2 separate regions of the Homo sapiens genome follow, and region 1 is linked to region 2. A link is a contact called in ENCODE Hi-C or POLR2A ChIA-PET data. All regions are on one chromosome and are shown on one strand. The core of a region is the stretch at or near the end of the contact, and the rest is flanking DNA. Distances in the headings are between cores, read along the strand shown. Region 1 overlaps MGARP (mitochondria localized glutamic acid rich protein). Region 2 overlaps ELF2 (E74 like ETS transcription factor 2).

Region 1 (2,700 bases), core at 104-2,603, 120 kb after region 2:
GGATCTAGGCAGAGCATCGGCAGTGTCCACTACAATTTCCCAACTTACTCCATAGCCAAAACCTTACATGACCCTGCATGATCTAGCCCACCCTGCCTACCCACTCCCTTTCTCTCTGAGACCATCTCTGGCTACTCTCCCTCTTTTTCACTCCACTTTAGCCACACTGGCCACCTCGCAATTCCTCAAATTCCCAGCAGGATCCTGTTTTAGATCCTTTGCCCTTTTCTGTTCCCTTACCTGGCTGATTCCCCTAACTCCTACCATTAGATGGTCCCTTATATATCTTTCAGGTTTCTACGCAAAAGACACCTTCCTAGTAAGGCCTCTTTTGGCCATCCTATCTAAAATTACAACTTCCACCTCAGACTAACACTTACAATCCTTTTATTTTCGTTACTTTTATCCTTAGCACTTATCAGTACCTAACACACTATATCATTTTCTCATTTGTCTTCTTACCTGGTTCCACTCTAGAATATAAACCGGGAGCACTTAAAACAATACCTATTATGTTGTAAGTGCTCAGCTAATATTTGTTGAACACGTGAATGAATGAAAGATTCCTGGCACAAAGTGCTAATCTTCAATAAATATTGTTTGAACTGAACTGAAACAGAAAATATCTACATAGTCCCCTGTGTAAGTACTATAGATGGGAGAGGGCATACATATTGTTACATGCAGGGTTCTCCATAGATTATATGCTCTTTCTTCAATAATATTACGAAAGCCTACATTTCTCATGTGATGTTATGTACCTGTATGTTAATATGTATTATTTGTACATGCAAATATTAGTGAAAAAAGTAGAAGCACCAAAGCTTTTCTAATTTTATTTGACTCAAACTATATTTTAGACCTACATATCATACAATAAAGTAAGCTGAAAGCATAGTGAAATTAAAGTAAATACAGGTTGTATGGATAGCTCAATTTCTTTAATATAAAATGTAAATTCAGAGATGACTGGGATAAAAGAAAAGTGTCTAGAAAAAAAAACCAAAGATGAAACTATTTAAGCTCTTTACTGCAATGTCATATTCTGATCTCAGACAGTAGAAGAGTAGTAAGAAATGTACAATCTCAAGTCTCTCAGTCCTAAAATCTATCAGTGGATGCCAAAAATCTTCAAGACCCATTAACGTTTTCTAGAAAATAAGTCTTTTTTTTTTTAAACTAAGTGTACTAAAAACACAAAAGCACTTATCAGACACCCTATGGCATTTGTTGCTGAAATGTCTACCGGCTGGAGATTAGCCTTGAGCCGAAGCAGCCTCAGAGCCAACACTGGCTTCCTCCTGTAAATCATCTCCAGCAGAGGACTCTGACTCAGCTGGAGAATTTTCTTCTTCTAGTTCAGCATATTCATCAGAGGTTTCGTTCTTTGTTGTATCTTTATCATTATCGATGGTGACAGCTTCATCCAGGGCAGCATTTGTAACCTCTGGGGTTGTTTCAGGGTTTACTTCCGTGGTTTCCCTCGCCGCTGCATCTGTGACCTCTGGCCCGGTTTCAGCACTGACTGCTGTGGTCTCCGGAGCAGCCTCCACGTGACCTGGACAGGCAGATGCCTCTTTTATGACCACAACTGTAGCACTGGGACTTTCTTCAGCATCTACCACCTCAGCTTCCACTATAAGTTCTTCTGGGGCTTCTGAACTTGCTTTCTCAGTTTCCGCAACATTCTCCTTTTCACCTTTAAGAATTAGTCATTAAGCAAGGTATTAATTTAAAGATCGTGGGAAGGCAATGAAACACTGCGGTCGTTTAAACACCTAAGACAGAACTACATGCACTGATGTGTAACAGTCTTCAAGGTAGACTCTCAAGTGAAACAGCAAAAAAAGAACAATGTATACAGTCTGCTACTATTGTTAGGGCAAAATGAGGTTGGAGCAGGAGGGGGGTAAGTTGTATGCCTAGATAATTGTATTTGCAAAAACTCTCCAGGAGGATTCCAAGAAACTGGTTCTATTGGTTGCCTCTTGGAGGGAAAATGGGGGATCTGCTTTTCTGTAAACTCTTTGAACTTAAAAAAAAACACACTTGAATATATTACTTAGGCAAATATGAAGAATACAAAAATAAGTAGCTATCCTATTCACCTTTCATATGAGACAGCATGGAAGAGTAGCCAAGTTCCTAGCTGGTGACTCAGAAATCACTAATCCTCTCTCAATCTCATTTTTGTCATCTGTAAAATAGGGTATTGATAATATCTACTGCACAGGGTTATTGTAAAGATTAATTAAAATACTGTATATGAAAAGGGGATTAAAATAAAAAGTTCTATGCAAATGCTTATTAGTATTATAAACAACCGCATGATTATATTCAATAATATGTATTGATGATATTCTGTTTCTTATTATTGTCATGACAGGTTAAAACTGATTCATAAGCCCCTAATATCTCTATCCCTAAATAGTGATCATAGTAATTGATAATAATAGCTTGGAAAAAAGTATGGTTTAAAGCAAGAAGTGGCTAGGCATAGTGGCATATGCCTGTAATCCCAGCACTTTGGGAGGCTGAGGCAGGAGGGATCACATGAGGCCAGGAGATCAAGACCAGCCTGGGCAACATAGTGAGACCCTGTCTCTGCAAAACATAAAAAATAAATTTGCTGGGTGTAGCGGTGCATGCTTGTAGTCCTAGTTGCTTGAGAGGCTGTGATGGGAAGATTGCTGGAGCCCA
Region 2 (2,700 bases), core at 119-2,618:
CCATCCCCACTCAACTGAAACTTTTACTAAATTCTGCTTGTAGAATCCAATGGATACATTTCTGTCTTCATAGGACTTGCTGCCTCTGAAGCATCTGACACTGTTAATCACTCCCTTCTTGAAACTCTACCTTGAATTTATCTTTTCCCTCTCTGGCTACTCCCTTTCAATTCCCCCTTGCAGGCTCAACCCTCATTTTCAAGGGGCCTGGGACAAGAATACAAATGGAAGCCTACATACCATGTGTCTAAATATTTTTAAAAGTTCTAAATCAAGCTGTTAAATTATTATTCCATCCTTCTATCTTGACTAATAATAACCTGAAAGGCCAAGTTCTATTTTTGAGTTCTCAGGTTCCCTTCATGTTACGTAGGGACATAGGAAGGAAAATCCATACCCCTTCCCCTTGTCTGCAGCCAACTCCTTTTCTCTTCCCACTTTTAGCTCCACTTTATACGAAGGACTTCATATGCACACATATATAAAGCCTACAGGTCCAAGCTCTGGTCACATGACTGCAAACAGCTGCTCCTTGGCCATCCCTTAAACACAGGGGATCCCATATGTGTTGTACAGTCAAGAGAGGAAAGAATCAGAGAAGACAGTTGTGAAGGGACACATGGGCAGGAAATTCTAGGATCAAATATTCAAAGACTGATCTAGAAAGAGACCAGGTAGACTAGTCTAGTCACCTTGGCCCCCCACAAAGTCTTCACTCTATGGGTAGGGTTGTAGCTGCTGGAGGAAGGCCATATGAGGACCTTTAAAGCACAGGTCTTTTGTTGCCAGTTGGTGAAGTCTTAGGACAGTGCTGCTCTCTGGTCAACCCTTACAGGCGGGTGTTTCCAGGATCCCATCCCTAGTCCTTTTCTCTTCAGATTCTTTACACTCTTTCTAAGCTATGAAATCTACTCCTACAGCTTCACTCAACTCTCTCTTCCAGATTTGTCTACTAGATGTTTTATTGCCTCTACTTCATTGAAATTAGATAAGGTATACATAAATACTAAGCACTGATGCCAGGATAACCCAAGCACTCCATTCATTAATTCAATCACACAAACACTAAATGAGCACTATTATATGATAGCACAATTTTAGGTGCCCGGGTCCAGTAGTGAATAAAGGCAAAGTCCCTGTTTTTATGGATCTTACACTGCAGAGGAGAGAGAAAAAAATAAAATAGTACACCATACCTGTAGATGGTGATGAAGGCTAAGGAGTTAAATTAACCAAAGAGATAGGGATTATTTGGCAGGGAGAGCTGCCAATTCAGATTGAGTGGTCAGATAAGGACTCACTAAAAAAGTGACATATGAGTAAAAACCCAAAAGTAGAAGTGAGTTGTGGCAATGCCTGGCACAAGAGCCTTCTAGTCAAAAGAAATTCAACACCCTCAAGAGGATGTATGCCTGACTAGTTAAAGGACCGGCAAGGGGACCCAATACAGCTGAAGTGAAGTGAGCAAGAGGAAGAAAGAATAGTTGAAGAAGAGGACAGAAAGGTAAGGGAAGGGAGCCAAGTAGGTCCCCTGTAAGGACTTTGACTTCAGAGAGAAGAAAGGTTTTACACAAAAAGATGATCTGATTATTATAAGGATCATTCAGATGCTGGGTTGAGAACAGACAAGGGGACAACAGCAGAAACGGGGGTCAGTTAGCAGGCTGCAATAATATATGTTGTGCAAAAGTAATTGCAGTTTTGCCATTACTTTTAATGTAATGCAAACTACTTTTGCACAAACCCATAATGAGATGAGAAGTGATACAGGCTGGGACCAGAGTGGTAGTTCTGGAGGTAGTGAAAAAGTGATCATAGCCAAGCATGATGGCACACCCCTTTGTCCCAGCTACTCGGGACGCTGGGCAGGTTGAAGCTGCAGTGATCCAAGATCTCTCTACTGCACTCCAGTTTGGGCGACAGAGTGAGACCTTGTCTCAAAAAAAAAAAAAAGTGATCAATCTTTAGATGTATTTTGCAGATAAAAGGATGACATTTGCAAGCAAAATTGATGTGGATTGACTGCTATGAGAGAAAGAAAGAAGTCAAGAATGAATCCAGGCTGGAGGATTCTCAGATGATGGAGTAGGATGCACCAGGAATCTGTATCCCTATCTAGACAATTGCACTGGCAGAATCTACCTAATGTAACTATTTTGGAACCCTGGCTAAAGGCTTACAACCTCCAAGGGAAGGCTTGAACAATAAACTGTGGTTAATTTCGGTCATTCTAGCTCTCAGCACAGTATCAGCTACCACCCATCCCCCAACTCGAGGGTAGACAGCTGTGCATGTGTTCCTGGAACAGTCTGCATGCAACTTGTGAGGGCCATGGTAAGCAAAAAGGACTATTTTCCAAATATCAGAGATCTGTGCTCTGATCACTGATTATTGCTTCTGATCACAGAGGAGCACACAAAGAAATGAGTAGATATTATTGTTATGCCTCCCTTCACTGTTGCAAGCTTCTCCCCCTCTGGCTGAAGTCACTTCTAGGGGACTTAAAAGGCCAGCAAACCCCATTTTACTCTTTTTCCCCTTTTGAGAGCCACACATTAAAGACCAGGACATTTGGCTGGGCACAGTGGCTCACATCTGTAATCCCTGCACTTTGGGAGGCCAAGGTGGGCCAAGATCACTTGAGGTTAGGAGTTCAAGGCCAGCCTGGCCAACACAGTGAAACCCCGTCTCTACTAAAAA

The links. A loop is a pair of places that touch in the nucleus more often than their neighbours do. ChIA-PET counts read pairs that join two places held with the same protein, here RNA polymerase II (POLR2A). Pooled maps may share reads with other maps.
Region 1: a loop to region 2 is called in a pooled map, with 4 times the contacts of the local background. The contact joins two enhancer-like sites. A Hi-C loop is called at or near these places in 1 of 37 single-sample maps with no recorded cell type and 3 of 50 pooled maps. POLR2A ChIA-PET finds 5 or more read pairs at or near these places in 3 of 52 experiments (CD4-positive, alpha-beta T cell, Panc1 and WTC11).

What each region holds. Positions count from the first base shown.
Region 1 is chr4:139,265,343-139,268,042 of GRCh38, forward strand. MGARP (mitochondria localized glutamic acid rich protein) reads right to left here. Exons shown (of 4, transcript NM_032623.4): 4 at 823-1,699. The coding sequence ends at 1,257. Among named protein-coding and RNA genes, the nearest start is that of MGARP, 14 kb to the right of the region's middle. RefSeq lists enhancers at 805-2,004, 1,343-1,672 and a silencer at 1,813-1,912. Within about 2 kb of position 1,354, at least 24 of the 41 ENCODE cell types and tissues checked have a DNase peak (open chromatin) inside an H3K27ac peak, as active enhancers do.
Region 2 is chr4:139,140,928-139,143,627 of GRCh38, forward strand. All of the region lies in intron 1 of ELF2 (E74 like ETS transcription factor 2), which reads right to left. Among named protein-coding and RNA genes, the nearest start is that of ELF2, 35 kb to the right of the region's middle. Within about 2 kb of position 1,369, at least 2 of the 41 ENCODE cell types and tissues checked have a DNase peak (open chromatin) inside an H3K27ac peak, as active enhancers do.